Regions from separate parts of the Homo sapiens genome. Here region 1 is linked to region 2. Evidence: read pairs that join two places in POLR2A ChIA-PET (ENCODE). Cell type or tissue: PC-9. All regions are shown on one strand. Links, peaks and the distances in the headings refer to the core of each region. The heading gives the core; the rest is flanking DNA.

What was found. ChIA-PET counts read pairs that join two places held together with the same protein. Peaks named below come from ENCODE experiments on the same cell type or tissue, not always from the same donor. Only the 100,000 strongest peaks of a DNase experiment are listed, where the experiment ranks them.
Region 1: POLR2A ChIA-PET joins it to region 2 with 5 read pairs; 2 of 35 experiments call an interaction of 5 or more read pairs at or near these places.

What each region holds. Positions count from the first base shown.
Region 1 is chr11:27,737,052-27,744,732 of GRCh38, forward strand. No RefSeq gene overlaps it. Among named protein-coding and RNA genes, the nearest start is that of BDNF, 40 kb to the left of the region's middle. RefSeq lists an enhancer at 3,467-4,158. In PC-9, for the core only: no CTCF peak of the experiment used is centred there; no DNase peak of the experiment used is centred there.
Region 2 is chr11:27,991,143-27,998,823 of GRCh38, forward strand. LOC124902655 (a long non-coding RNA gene) reads right to left here. Exons shown (of 2, transcript XR_007062636.1): 2 at 5,073-7,681. Among named protein-coding and RNA genes, the nearest start is that of MIR610, 62 kb to the right of the region's middle. In PC-9, for the core only: no CTCF peak of the experiment used is centred there; a DNase peak (open chromatin) is centred at 4,179.

The sequences.
Region 1 (7,681 bases), core at 1,884-5,883, 250 kb before region 2:
GTCTCATTTTCTTACTCTCTCACATTTTTGGTTAAAGGTCACTTTGTCAGAGAAGTCTTCTTTGACCACCTCAAATGCACCTTATCCCCACTGTCTGTCCTCTCCTCTTGCCCTGCACCCCTTGGCATTTCCTAGAATGGTATTCTACTTTATTTTCTTCTAAAGTATTTATCAATGATTGACATTTTGTATCTTTGTTTATTGTTTGAATCACTCTATCAGACTACAAGCCCTGTGAAGGCAGGGACTTCATCTATTTTGTTCCCTGTTATGTATTAATCTCTTGGAACGTATCTTGTGTCTAGTTGGTACCCCATAAATGCTTGCAGAGTGACTGATGAATGAATGAATGAGTGAGTGAATAAATGAGTAGAGATTGACTATGAACTAGACACTGCTATGGTTAGAGCAGTGAAAAAGACAGACCTGGCTACTGGCTTTATGATGCTCACACTCTACCAGTTATTGGCATTCTTATTTTCTCTAAAATGTAGCTCAAATTCCCTTTACAATCAGTTGAAAACAGAATGAAGAAAAAGTGGGGGAAAGATACAGTGGTACAGTATGATACTGGTTAAGGAAAGAGGAGGGTCAAGATTTTAATGTACAATGTGTTACAGAGTTTCAACACTTTCTGTACTATATTAGTGTCATAAATACTGGAGTTCATTTAGGAAGGCTTCAGATACATCCTGTTCCAAAATTTGCCCTGTGGACTCTCTTTATAATACCCATCAAGGGAAGGAAGATAGAAGTCAAGCCAAACTGCTTGACGATGTTTTATCTCACAGGCATTCTTCACAAATGCTTCCTTTACCCAACATTATTCTTAGAGCACATTCTGCATGGAAAACTCACACCTTATTACTTGCTTTGTTTCACTGAATACCTACTTGCTTTTTCTGGCTTATTCATATGTCCAGTGTTTCATGTGCAGCAAAACCCAGGAGCATCACAGGCTACCTGAATTCTCAGGGGCAAGTTGGAAATTTTGAAAATTATTTTCCATGTCCCCATAGAAAATTCTTGAGCCATCCTTGACCTTCTTCTTCTGCCTTTTTTTTTTTTTTTTTTTTTTTGACAAGGTCTGGCTCTGTTGCCTAGGCTGTAGTGAAGTGGCACGATCTCGGCTCACTGCAAACTCTGCCTCCTAGGTTTAAGTAATTCTCATGCCTCAGCCTCCCAAGTAGCTGGCATTACAGCTGTGCACCACCAAGCCCCGCTAATTTTTGTGTTTTTAGTAGAGATGGGGTTTCGCCATGTTGGCCAAGCTGGTCTCAAACTCCTGACCTCAGGTGATCTGCCCACCTCAGCCTCCCAAAGTGCTGAGATTACAGGTGTGAGCCACTGCACTTGGCTCTGCATAACTTTTTAAAGCTGGTTTAGTGATAATGGATTTTCCTTTTTTTTTTTTTGAGACAGGTTCTCGCTCTGTCATCCAGGCTGGAGTGCAGTGGCACGATATCGGCTCACTGCAAACTCTGCCTCCTGGCTTCAAGTGATTCTCGTGCCTCAGCCTCCCAAGTAGCTGGGACTACAGGCACATGCCACCATGCCCAGCTAATTTTTGTATTTTTAGTAGAGACAGGGTTTCACCATGTCGGCCAGGCTAGTTTTGAACTCCTGACCTCAGGTGATCTGCCTACCTGGGCCTCCTAAAGTGTTGGGATTACAGGCATGAGCCACCGTGGCCAGCTGGATTTTCCCTTCTTAATCTATGGACAGTTCTCCAGCCACTTTGAACTGTGAAGAAGCCATTGTAGGAGCCTTGCTAAGTAGAGGGGCAAAGGTAAGCTTCAGGATCCTTTAAAGACTCATTGACATTTTAGGGATGGCTTAGGACAGTAATTGATTATTTTGCTACTGTGGAAATGGGCCTTTTTATTTCCAGCTGTATGGCTCAAGGAGTCAGAAAATAGACCATTTATTTATTTATTTATTTGTTTATTAGCTAGTGGGTTTTTCCTACAATCATAGAATACTGAGTAGATTTATTTTGCTTCTTGAGATTAAATTCATAATAGAGGATGGTCAGAATTTGCCTGGGGATTTTATGGGTATAAATTAAAATGACAATAGTTGTTATAATATAGGAAGTGCAGGAGTGCCACACTGTCCTCCTTCAGTGCTAGTTTTCCATCTGGTTCCACCAAATAATATCTTGGCTAGATATGAAGGACTTCTATTTGAACCACTATCACCCATCTAAGTTGCCTGGACCAATGAGTGTTCTGGTCACTGAGGGGAATTGCAGAATGGGTTGGATAGTTCTGAACAAAGTCTTGAGGGAAAAAATGGGGATCACTTTCAGACAATCATTGGGTGATCCTTGGATGACATGTTGGCTGCTGTCATTGGGTGGACCTCACTAGCTGATGAGAAGAAAGCTAATATAGCTGCTCAAGTCAGGTGATGCACAGGGGTCCAGGAATGGAAAGGGAACTATATGTGGGCACTGAGCCAGTTCTCTGCTGGTGACTGCTTTGGGCTGACAACAAATGGTACTTTGGCCACCTTCAGCTGTCTCTCCCTATTCTGTTCGAATCCTGTCTGTCTCAACAGTCATCCTCTCTTCTCAGTCCTGGAATATTTACTTGGTGTGGAGAAAGAAAATAAAATGTAATCATTTATTCTTATAAATATTTTGTTGAGTAACACTTAGATCACAGTTCTTGAAACTCGAGAGCCAATCAGTTACTTTCTTCCTTAGTTCCATGCTCACAACCTTCTCTAAGGCAAAGGGGGAATTTACTGCAGCTGCCAGGGCTGAGGAAAGTGTCACAGAGTCTATGTGAAGAAATGAAATGGGGAGTTGAGGTGGAAGTGGTGGAGGTGGAGTGGGGAAGACAGTGGATCACAGTTCAAAATATTCTCTTGCCCTACTACCATTTCATTCCTGGTTAGGATGCTCTATGCCAAACCGTGTATCGGGCACCTTATTTAACTTTTATAACAACTCTGTGGAAAATATATTGTTTTCTGATTTAATAAATGAGGCAAAGGAAACCCAGAGAGGTTAAGTAATGTATACAAGATCATACAACCAGTAGGCAGCAGACCTGGTGTTCAAAGTCAGGGCTTTCTAATTCCCAGATCTGTTTGCATGACCACTCATTCACTAGCCATATTGTGAGCCCAGAGAGATGCATTTTGAGAAAAAAAAAATGCCATGTCCTCTCCCTTACTTTATTTCTATATTTCTAACACCAGTTTAAATGGAGGTCTCATACAAATTGGTGCTGTGGGGTGACCATTCTTTTCGGCTTAGACCTGGACTATGTGGTAAGGGTACACATATAGCTGGAATGTTAAGAGGTCAAGCTTCTTTTTGCTATCTGAGCCATTACAGAGGTGTCAGCTTTTCTTTTATCTTCTGGGGGTATCTCCTATGGAAGTCCTAAGGACCTGCAGGTACCCAGCCTGCATCTAGCACTGTCCTTCCTTAGAAAGCGGTGGAAAACAGCAAGCGATTGTTTTCTTCCCTTTCACTCACAAGTCTCTTTGCTTTCACCTGGGACTCCTTCTAGCAAACTCTATTCTTCCATTTTCCTCTGGATGGCTACTCTGGCCCATTGCCAGCTCTGCAGGAAAACAAGAAGCCTTCCTTTCTGGGATAAGAGATTTCTCATTCCCCACTGCAGCTCCCTCAGTAGATAAAGATTTTTGGCACGTTTTCAAGGATGTTGCAGCTGAATTATCCACCTCTGTGCTTCTTCCATTTGCTTTTATGACATTTCTTCCGTTCTCCATTGTTTCTTGCAACTTTTCTTGATGACAAAAGATACCCCCCATTTACATTTGAAAAAGGGTAACGACTGCTGTTACAAAGCCAGAACAATACCCACTGAAGCTGAGCTTACTCAGTTGAATAGTCGTTTAATATTTTAATAAAATAAAGACCTCTTTTAGTACCTGCTGCTGCGTCTGTGAAGTTTATGATGCATCTTTTATATTCATTTCCACTTTTAAATTATAATATTTTCCCTCTCACCCTAGAACAGCTTAATACACTGCAGGGAACACTTTCCCTTGATGATGAAAACAATATTTTTAAGGTAAGTGGGGCTAATAGTTTAAGTATAACCAGAGGACTCATTAAAGAATGTGTTCAATGTCCCAGTACCTGGAATCTCACTTCTAAACCACTACTATTTGTGCTTCAGTTTAAAATACTGTTGATTGATAATTTCTGGAGGGAAATAAAGCATTTGTGTAAGGTTAATAAAAATCAGTTAGTAACTCCTGCTAGCTAACCCCTACAAAGCTTCAAATGATGACATTATCTTGGTGAAGTTAGATGATCCAGAATCTGAGCTTTGAGACTTACAGCCTCTGAAACCCGATTTGTCATTACATAGAGAGAAGTATTATTCTCTCAAAGTCAGATTTATATTAACTGGGCATATCAAGATTGTTATATAAATTGCCAATATTAGTTGATCAATTTTTAAAAAGAAATGTAGTTATCATTTGCCCTGGAATAATTGTGTAGCAGGAATCAGCACATTCTTTCCCTCCGTGAAGACCTACAGGTGAAACCAAATTATAAGCAGAAGATTGTAGCATGATCATAGAATCTGTATAAAGAGATTAAATTTATTCCAATGTCAGGCTAAGATTACCTGACACAGTGGTGATTCTCCACTCTGGCTATGTCTCTGGGACTATTGGAGTCTACAAAATTTTCAGAAGCTTGGGATCCATTTCAGACCTACGATTAGGGCAAGACATTTGTATTTGTTTTCTCTTAAAAACCATATGTGATTCTCTTGGTTATCAGGGTTGAGATAATTGGTCTGAAGCATTTGTCTCCACTACAGGAATGATTTTGCAATGGTGCCATATTATTCAAAGTCCACTGGGCAAGATTCTCTCCCTCTTGGATAGTATGTAGAATCACAGCACCAACATTTGCTTTGTTTGTTTGTTTGTTTGTTGTCACAGGGACAATCAGTTCTCTCTTTAGATAGGTTTTTGCATCTAGACAAATGCATACTCTGGCCAGATTCCTTTCAATTTTTGGTAACTTTCTCCATCTCTGCTCTCATCCGGCTTGCCTGGAACATACAATTAAATCTTCAGAAAATATTGTTTCTTTCTTTGCAAGCTTTGAGAGACCCCTGTTATTTTAATCCCACGTTCCACTTTGTCAACCAAGAAAAATCAGTGGGCAAAAGATATTTTTCCAGCTAAGTAAGTTTATGCAAAGATAAGATATTCCACGGAAGTATGTACTTGTTTTCATAAGGACCACATCCAGAGGCTTTCGGCCCTTCCCCATGTTGTAGCTAGATCATCTTTCTTTTAAACATAAGGTTTTTTTTGTTTGTTTTTTGTTTTGTCTAAACTCTGAAAACTACTTCCAAGGCAGCAGGAAGTACGATCTGTGCACTGCTTACTTCTCTCATCGCATCCCTCTCCCTCATCTCCTCAGTCATGCTTCAGCCATTTTTGAACTTTGTTCAGTTCCTTGAATGTGCAATTCTTACATTTTCTCTGCCTAGAACACTATCATCCTCTTCTTCATCCATTAGCTCTTCTCTTCCTTTGGTTCCTCAATGTCACTTGCTCTGTGAGGCCTTCCCTGATTTCCTCACTTGATTTAGAAATCTTAACCATGTACTCTCATGGTACCCTTGATCTCCATGGTCAAAACTCATATCATGTTTCTTAAAATTGCTCAGTGACTTGCCATTGCTTTTAGGATAAAGTCCAAATTTAGCCTACTATTTAATCAACAGTCCACCTCTTGGGGTCTTATTCCTCTGTCCTCTGGACCATTCTTTCTCAAGGATGCTTTATTTTAGCCATTCGTGGTTACTTCTTAGCCATCTATTAAGTATCTTTATTATTGGGTCGATACATTAGAAAGATATCTTGGCTTTTTATGTTGGATCCATATTGCGATTAGAATTAAGCATATGTTCTTTGCAAATCATTATAGACAAAAGAGTAGAGAGGTGTGATGTTTTCAAGGTGGATTTAGTTAAAAAATTTTAAGATATTCTCTTTCGTTACTACTTCTGAGTTTAATTTCTGGAGGCAACCACTCTTGTTAATCACTGCGCCCATGTGCTACCCATGTCTATGTCTTTACTGAATTGAATAAGGGGGAAAGAATCTTTTTGTAAGCATAGAGTCACAGTCAATCACATTTCCCAGGCTTAATTGAGAGGAAGCTAGCATATCAATGTGTTTGCTCTAGGCCGATCCCAGATTTTCCAGTAGAGTTAGAATTTCATGTAATTTTATATTTTCTACATTGGCATTGTGTTAAATGCGTCCCTAAATGGAAATTCATTTTTAGAACTTGTAAAGGTATAAGTAAATTCACAAACTTTTCAAAAACCCTTTGTCAAGCTATGTAACTATAAATAACTGTATCTCTCTGGTTTGGCAAATCCTGTGGCTGTGTATATAGAAGCTCCATCTTTCTCCAATAGTCATGTAAAGGGAACAACGTTTCCTCAGCCTCTTTACAATCTTTCCTCCCATCTTGGATGCCCATACTCTTCATATATACCCCTCTTTTCAGACAGACCTGGATTCAATTTTGGCTCACTTTCTTATTAGCTCTGCTGTTTGAATTTTCACTCTTCTGCTGTAAAGGCTAATAATATGAAATGGGGGAAATTAACTGAGATAATGTATGCCAAATGTTCGGCATGGTTCCTGGTTAAGACAAAAAAGCTGCTGGGCATGGTGGCTCATACCTGTAATCCCAGCACTTTGTTAGGCAGAGGTGGGATGATTGCTTGAGCCCAGGAGTTTGAGACCAGCCTGGGCAAGAAGGTGAGACTCCATCTCTACAAAATATTTAAAAATTAGCCAGGCAAGGTGGCATGTGCCTGTAGTCCTAGCTACAGGGGGAGCTGAGGCAGGAAGATAGCTTAAGCCTAGGAGGTAGAGGCTACAGTGAACCATGATCACACCACTGCACTCTATCCTGGGCGATGGAGCTAGACCCTATCAAATAAATAAATAAATAAATAAATAAGAGTTTGGTTTGATTTCCCTTCAGTGACACTAAATTCTCCATTTCCAGAACCTATCTTCAAGCCCCAATATTATTGCATATTCTTTTTATTCTACCATGAAGCCTTCCCAAACTCTTTCAGAGTTAGTTTCTTCTTTCTCCAGGCACCCTCAGCCTTTTTGTTCTTATCACTCTAGTAAGACTTCTCTCCCTGTTTTGGAAATCAATAACTTGCCCCAAATTCTGTCAGCTGCTCCAGAGATAGGCACTGCCTTATTCATTACTCTGTCCCTAGGGATTAAAATAGTATCTCCTCAGAAGTTGTTGTGAGGATTAAGTGAGTTAATACCTGCAGAGCTCCTAAAAAAGTACCTAGCACATAGGAAATGCTCCATGAGCATCAGCTATGTCATTAGTTTTTTATTATCATTAGTGCCCAGCACAGGGACTTGTATAGAGCAAGTACTCAATATAGGCTGAATGAATGAGAAATGGGAAGAGGGAAAATATGCACACCTTTCTTCTCATTATAGTAGCTTATCATCTTAGAAACAAATAGTGCAATTGACCACTTATTTTCATCTCCTTTTTAAAATTATTTTTCTGAGACTCTCCCTCTGTTGTCCAGGCTGTTGCCCAAGCTACAGTGCAGTGACAGATTCACAACCCCTTTACTGCAGCCTCCTTGAACTCCTGGGCTGAAGG
Region 2 (7,681 bases), core at 1,850-5,849:
AAGGAGAAAAGGGAAAGGGCAGAGGTTATAAATTCTTTAATTGATGTTGAGTTGCATATTTATTTTTCATACTTTACCTTTTCTAAATAAAGATGTATCTTACAGTTGATAGCATATCACTTTTACTGAAGCTGGGCATCAGTTATCAATGATCATTCTTGTGCATGTTTGAATATCAAAAGGATAACCATGAAAACTTCCAGAATGGGAGGTCAGTTATTTGGAATAAAATCTCAAGGACAATAATGGAGCACTCTCTTCACTTTCCTAGGAAACAAATGTTTGTGGGGAGGGAATGAAGGAGCTCAATCAGAACTGTTTAACAATGTTCTCAAGGAGGTCAGTAGTAGGCTAGCTTTACATAATTTCAAAGCCAGATTGAGAGCCTATCACTATGGCTTTTTGTTCCTTTATGGAATCTTTGAGAAAATGCTATACACGGACAGTAGTCAAAATGTGATTAGGAAAATTTGGATTCTTAGTGGGAAAAAGTTTTAGGAATATCTATGTTGGTAATTGTTTTGCATATATTTTCCTTGATGGGTATTGTGATGATGAATTTTATGTATCAACCTGGCTGGGCCCCAGTGCCCACATATCAGGTCAAGCATTATTCTGTATGTTTCCATGGGTGTATTTTTGGATGAGTCTTACATTTATTTATATCAGTAGACTCTGAGTAAAGCAAGTGTGCTTCATAATGTGGGTGGGCCTCATCCAATCCATTGAAGGCCTGAATGGAACAAAAGGCTGACCTCATCTAAGCTGGTGGGAATTATCCAGCAGACTGACTTTAGACTTCATGTGCAATATTGGTTCTTCTTGATTTCCCAATAGACTGCCTTTGGACTCGAACTAAAACTCTTTCCAGAGTGTCCAGCCTGCTAGCCTCTCCTATCAGATTTTGGACTGACTAAGCTTTCACAATCACATGAGTCAATTCCTCAAAATAAATATATTTATTTCTGTATACACATCCATATTGGCTCTGTTTCTCTGCAGAACCCCAATGTATATAGATCTAAACAATGACATATAACACAATTTTATCTTAGAAAAAGAGCTTCTGCAAGAAGAATAAGATCCAAATTCTTAAGCGACAGTGGTGTATGTTAGAGTTTATTTAATCAGCCATGAGTCTCTTCTTTTTTTTTCTTGGATATGTGAATTAATCATGCAAGTTATAATCGACAGTATTATGAACATGATGAAATAAGGTATTTAAAGAGATAATGATTGAAAAGTTCCCTGATAAAAGATCTCAATCTACAGATTTCAGATGTTCATTGAGTTTCAAGCATGATTTAAAAAGAAAGGGGAAAGAAAAGAAAGAAATCCACATCCAAATATAGTGAAAGTGTAGAAATAGAAAGCCAAAAACAAAGGGAAAAAATATTAAAGACATTGTCTTTAAAGGAGTAACAGTAATACTGACCCTGACTCCTCCTAATTAAAATCGGTGGAATGGATGTCATTAAGGCACTAAAAGAAAACACCTGCCAACCTAGAATTTTATAGCCAATCAAATATTCATCAAGTATAAATATGGTGCCAGCACGGTGGCTCAGGCATATAATCCCAACATTTTGGGAGGCCAAGGTGGGAGATTCACCTGAGCCTAGGAGTTTGAGACCAGCCCGGACAACATAGTGAGTGAGCCCTCATCTCTACAAAAAATTTTTTAAAAATTAGGTGGATGTGGGTAGTCCCAGCTACTAGGGAGGCTGAAGGGGAAGGATTGCTTGAGCCCAAGAGGTCAAGGCTGCAGTGAGCCGTGATTGTGCCACTGCACCCCAGCCTGGGCTACAGAGTGAGACCCTGTCTCAAAAAAATAAAATAATAAAATAATAAAATAAATAAAATAAAATAAAGCTGGGATAAGATAGTCTCCAGTAAATAAGTACTCATAAAATCCACAAGACAAACTGCTCTAAAGGGGATTTTTCAGGCCAAAAGAAAAGAGTACTTAGTGGCATCCAGAAGACACAGGAGGAATGGAAAGCAACCAAAATGCAAAGTGATGGGAATAAAGCTAAATCAACATTGTATAAAGATAGCAACTTTTTTAATGTTAAAATGTACAGCAAACTTATATATACACAAAAACATGTAAGTCAAGAGAAGGTAAATGAAGTGAAAGTGTGTAAAGGTCTTTGTATTGTCTGGGAGGAGGTAACATTGCCAAGTACCATTAGATTTTGGTAAGTCAATGGCGCATGTTATAATTTCTAGTGTAATTACTCACAGTAAAAGAAAGTATGCATTCAAACTAATAAAGAAAAATGTAACCAAAAAATTCAAAAGAATTTGATCAAGGGAGGAAAGGAAATATAATAATATAAATATAATAAAAAGACAAATAGCAAATATTAGATTAAACTACCTGAACTTGTTGCTTTATAAGAAAAAAATGGTCACACATTGCCAGTTTTATCTAACTCAACCTGTAGTAAGTAGATATATCCCTAAATCTATGAGGAATAATAATACAGGTATCAGACTTCACATAGGCAACACTGCATGAGCCAGTGAAGCAATATCTTCAGAGTTCTGGGTGGAAAGAATGCTAAATTTGGAATTATTTAATCACCCAAGCTACTAAGAGCCAAGTTGAGATATTTTTGGACAAAGAAGAACTTAATTGTCCAAAATTGTCTTATTTTTGGACAAATAAGAACTTAAGAAGTCTATGTCTACACACCCTCTATTGAAAAATTACCCAAGGAGATATAGTACCAAATAAAAAGCAAATCCAGGTATAGACTTGCTTTATGACACTTTGCTTTATTGAGCTTCACAGATTGTGTGTTTTTTACAAATTGAAGACCTGTGGCAAGCCTACGTTGAGCAAGTCCATTTTTCCAACAGCATGTGCCCACTTCGCATCTCTGTGTCACATGTTGGTAATTCTCACAATATTTTAAAATTTTTCATCATTATTATATTTGTTATAATGATCTGTGATCAGTGATCTTTCATGTTACTATTGGAATTGTTTTGGGGCACAATGAACCTCACCCATATAAGATGGGGAACTTAATTCATAAATGTTTGTGTCCTAACTGCTCTACTGACCAGTTGTTTCCTGATCTCTCTCCTTCTCCTCAGGCCTCTCTATTCCCTGAGACACAACAATATTGAAATTAGGTCAATTAATAACCCTCCAATTGCCTAATTTTTAAGTGTTCAAGTGAAAGGAAGAGTTGCACATCTCTCACTTAAAATCAAAACCTAGAAATGATGAAGTTTACCAAGGAAGACATGTTGAAAGCTGAGATAGGCTTCATGTGCCAAGTAGTTAGCCATGTTGTGAATGCAAAGAAAAGTTATTGAAGAAAATTAAAAATGCTACTGCAGTGAACACATGAATCATAAAAAAAGCAAAACAGCCTTACTGCTGACATAGAGAAAGTTTTAGTGGTTTGGATAGAAGATCAAACCAGCTACAACATTCCCTTAAGCAAAAGCCTAATCCAGAGCAAGTCCCTAGATTTCTTCAATTCTGTGAAGGCTGGGAGATAAGTGAGCAAGCTGCAGAAGAAAAGTTTGAAGGTAGCAGAGATTGATTCACAAGGTTTAACAGAAGACTTCTCCAGAACATGTAAGTGCCAGGTGAAGCAGCAAGTGCTGATGGAGAAGCTACAGCAAGTTATGCAGAAGATACAGTTAAGATCATTAATAAAAGAGGCTATACCAAACAACAGATTTTCAGTGGTGACAAAACAGCCTTCTACTGGAAGAAGATGCCAGCTTTCACAGCTAGAGAGAAATCAATGCCTGGTTCCAAAGTTTCAAAGGACAGGCTGACTCTCCCCTCAGGGGCTAATGCAGCTGGTGAGTTTTAAGTTGAAGCTAATGCTCATTCACCATTCCAAAAATCTGTGGGCTCTTAAGAATTACGCTAAGTCTACTCTGCCTGTGCTCTATAGACGAAATAACAAAGCCTAGATGAGAGTGTACCTGTTTATAGCATAGTTTACTGAGCATTTTAAGCCCACTGTTGTGACCTACTGCTCAGAAAGATTTCTTTCAAAATACTACTGCTCATTGACAATGCACCTCATCACCCAAGATTGCTAATGGAGATGTACAAAGGGATTAATGTTGTTTTCACGTCTGTTTACACAACATTCAGTCTGCAGGCCATGAATCACGGAGTAATTTCAACTATGAAGTCTTCTTATGCAAGAAATACATTTTGTAAGGCTATTGCTGCCATAAATGGTGATTCATCTGATGGATCTGGGCAAAGTAAATTGAAAAAACTTTTGGAAAGGATTTACCGTTCTAGATGCCACTGAGAACACTGGTAATTTTGGAGAGGAGGTAAAAATATCAACATTAATAGGAGTTTGAAGGAAGTTGCTTCCAACCTTCATGGGTGACCATGAAGGGTTCAAGACTTCAGTGAAGAAAGTAACTGCAGATATGGTGGACATGCAAGAGAATTAAAATTAGAAATGAAGCCTGAAGACGTGACGAATTGTTGCAATCTCATGATTAAACTTGGACAAATTAAGGGTTGCTTCTTATGGATGAACAAAAAAAGTGGTTTCTTGAGAAAGTTCACCATCTATTCCTTGTAAAGATGTTGTTAACATTGTTGAAATGATAACAAGGAATTTAGAATATGATATAAACATAGCTGATAGAGCAGCAGCAGAGTTTGAGATGATTGCCTCAAATTTTGAAACATCTACAGTAGGTAAAATGCAATCAAATAGCATCACATGCTGCAGAGAAATCTTCCATGAAAGGAAGAGTCAACTGATGTGACAAATTTCATTGCTGTCTTATTTTAAGAAATTGCCACAGCCACTCCAGCCTTCAGCAACTACCACCCTAATCAGTCAGCAGCCATCAATATTGAGGCAAGACCCTTCACCAGCAAAAAGACTATAACTCGCTGAAGTTTCAGATAATTGTTAGCATTTTTAGCAATAGGGCATTTTAAAATTAAGGCATGCCCACTGATTTGTAGATATAATGCTACTGCACACTTAATAGACTAATAGGATAGTATAAACACAACTTTTATATGCACTGGGAAACAAAAAAGTCCATATGATGGCTTTAATGCGATATTTGCTTTATTGCAGTGGTCTGGAACCGAACCCAAAATATCTTGGACATATGCCTGTAATAGAATAACATAACATACAGTAAACAGTGGCAGCTGGTTATAAACTGAAGAGTTAAAAAAAGATATAAAAAGAAATTTAGAAACATGGCTTGGAAGATTCCTATCAAATGGCAAAGTTTTAATGTAGAGCATTGTTTCTCAATCAGGGACTATATTGTTTCCTGGAAAAATTTGATAATGTCTGATAATACCTTTGGTTTTTACAACTGGAGTGGAGATTGCTACTGACATATAGTGAGTAGAGGCCTGGAATGCTGCTAAACGTCCTACAGTGCATAGGACAGCCCTCCATAGCAAAGAACAGTGGGGCCCAAAATGTTAATAGTGTCAAGGTCGTGAAACTCTGATGTAAAGTACACATGTCCTTCATCTCAGACCAAACCATATTACTTAGTTCTATATCAATGACTTGTACAAAATATAATAATAATATTGGGAGTCTTCAGTACAATTATGTAAAAGAATAGAACACTTATTACATAATAATGTAATTAAGAGAAATGGATGGTGAAGTGAGGAAAAAAATGAAAGGATGTGCACATTCTAAGTCACCTGGGAATCTTGCTAACATACAGATTTGATTCAGGAGATCTGGAATGAAGTCTGAGATTTTTGGATATCTCACAAGCTTTCAGGTTTTTTTCCTTCCTTAAAACTTTTGTTATTTTACTTTTAGTCTTGGTGTTTTGAGATTTTACCAGGGAAGACTCCACAACACCAACTTATTGATCACTTATTTTATGTTTTCTATTATTATTTTATTTGAAAATAATAATCATTAAACATGTGCCACTGGAGCTCCCTTTGTCAATTTTAAATTACTAGCAAGCAAGAAATAACACTTAAATAAGTCTACTTTGCTTCCTTATGATTGTTTTCCTTTCCCTTTAAAGAAAAGTGAGAGCTTTTTGATTGCTTTGTATTTTAATTTTATGTTTATCTCTCCTCTAGTCAGAATACCTTTAAGGCCAGAGTTTTACTCATATGGTTGTGTTGATATAAGACATTCATTCATTTATTAATTTTATAACATTTAGTGCTCACATAATAGGTGCCATATTCTATTAAGGGCTGGAAACCTAATGGTAAATAAGTCATGCAGTCTGGTTGCAGGACTTTTGGGAAAGCATTTGCTTTCATGAGAAAATAAAAGATATAGCACTTCCTTTTTCTTCCTGCCTTAGACAAAGGAAATGACCATAAAGACCTAGAGAACTGCAGAGAAAATATCCCTGAGCATCCCTGAACTGTTGCGCAAACGTTAGCAATTGCCTATCTCTAGATTTCTAGTTATGTGAGCATGTCTTCACTTCTTAAGCTATTATATTTGAGTATGCTTTTCCTTGCAGCTGAAGGCATTTCTGACCAATACAAGAAATGCAAACATTAGGGAACTGGGTCATTCCCAATGACATTATCAAGCCCTTGTAAGAAAGTGTCAAAAGACAAAATTACAACAAATTTAATTTAAATACTTCTATTGGCTTTATTTGTGATTCTAGAATTGGATAACATTTCAGTTCATAAAATAGAATAAGTGTTCCAACGGGCTGAGCAGAGGAGTTTAGCATTATAGACAGAGAAGGGCTGAAGTAAGCAGAAACAAAGAACAAAGAGTATATTAGTTACTTTTAGACAGAAGAATAGAAAAATAACTCATTAAATAACATCAGGTTACTTTACACTACCTTTTTTGTGAATAAGGATTAAAGCAGAGGAAACTTCATTATTATGCTGATTAAAGATTTTAAACTGGTCTGTTTGGGAAATTGTTATTTCTCTCTTCTAATTACTAAGTCACATATCAAGTTAGTTCAGGTTTGGTGAAATGGTACTTCAGCATAGCTGAGTCCATTTTTATTTTTAATCTGGTTTTTTGGGGCCTAGTACAGGAGCCGAGTCCAAAACAATGACCTCCTGTAATTTTTATATAACAAATCATTGATAGTACTTCATGGCAGATTTTATGTTAGGTATAAGTGTTAAATTGGGGGCAAGATATGTAATTTTTATTGCTTTCAAGAATAAAACTATAAACAACGGACCAAAGTCTCAGTGAGCCAGATTTGGATTTAATAGAAATCAGAACTCTCTAACAATGATAATATTTCAGTAATGGAGTGTGTTACCTTCCAAAGACATTAGTTTCCTATCCATTAAAATTTTCAGAAAGAGGTAGGAATACCATAGAAGAGATTCCAGCACTGCACGGAAGGTTAAGTGGGATGGAAAGAAACTCATAGTGTTTCTTTAACTGTAAGGTTCTAATATCAATTTTCAACAATTAGGGTCTGTGATACTGTGATAAGAAATATATATTTGGTGTCTGTACCTATTTTTGTCACAGAGCTCCTAAAGCCCTTGGAATTTCCTAAGTGATAACAGAAGGGTGAATGGAGCATCATTTGTTATTCATAACAAGCTATTTTCAACCACACCTGGGTTATGTTAGTGAGGTAATTCTGGAAAGCCCCTAGATAATCATAGGATGAAGGCTGGTTGCCAAGAGACCCAACCATGTAATTGAAGGGAAGGTAG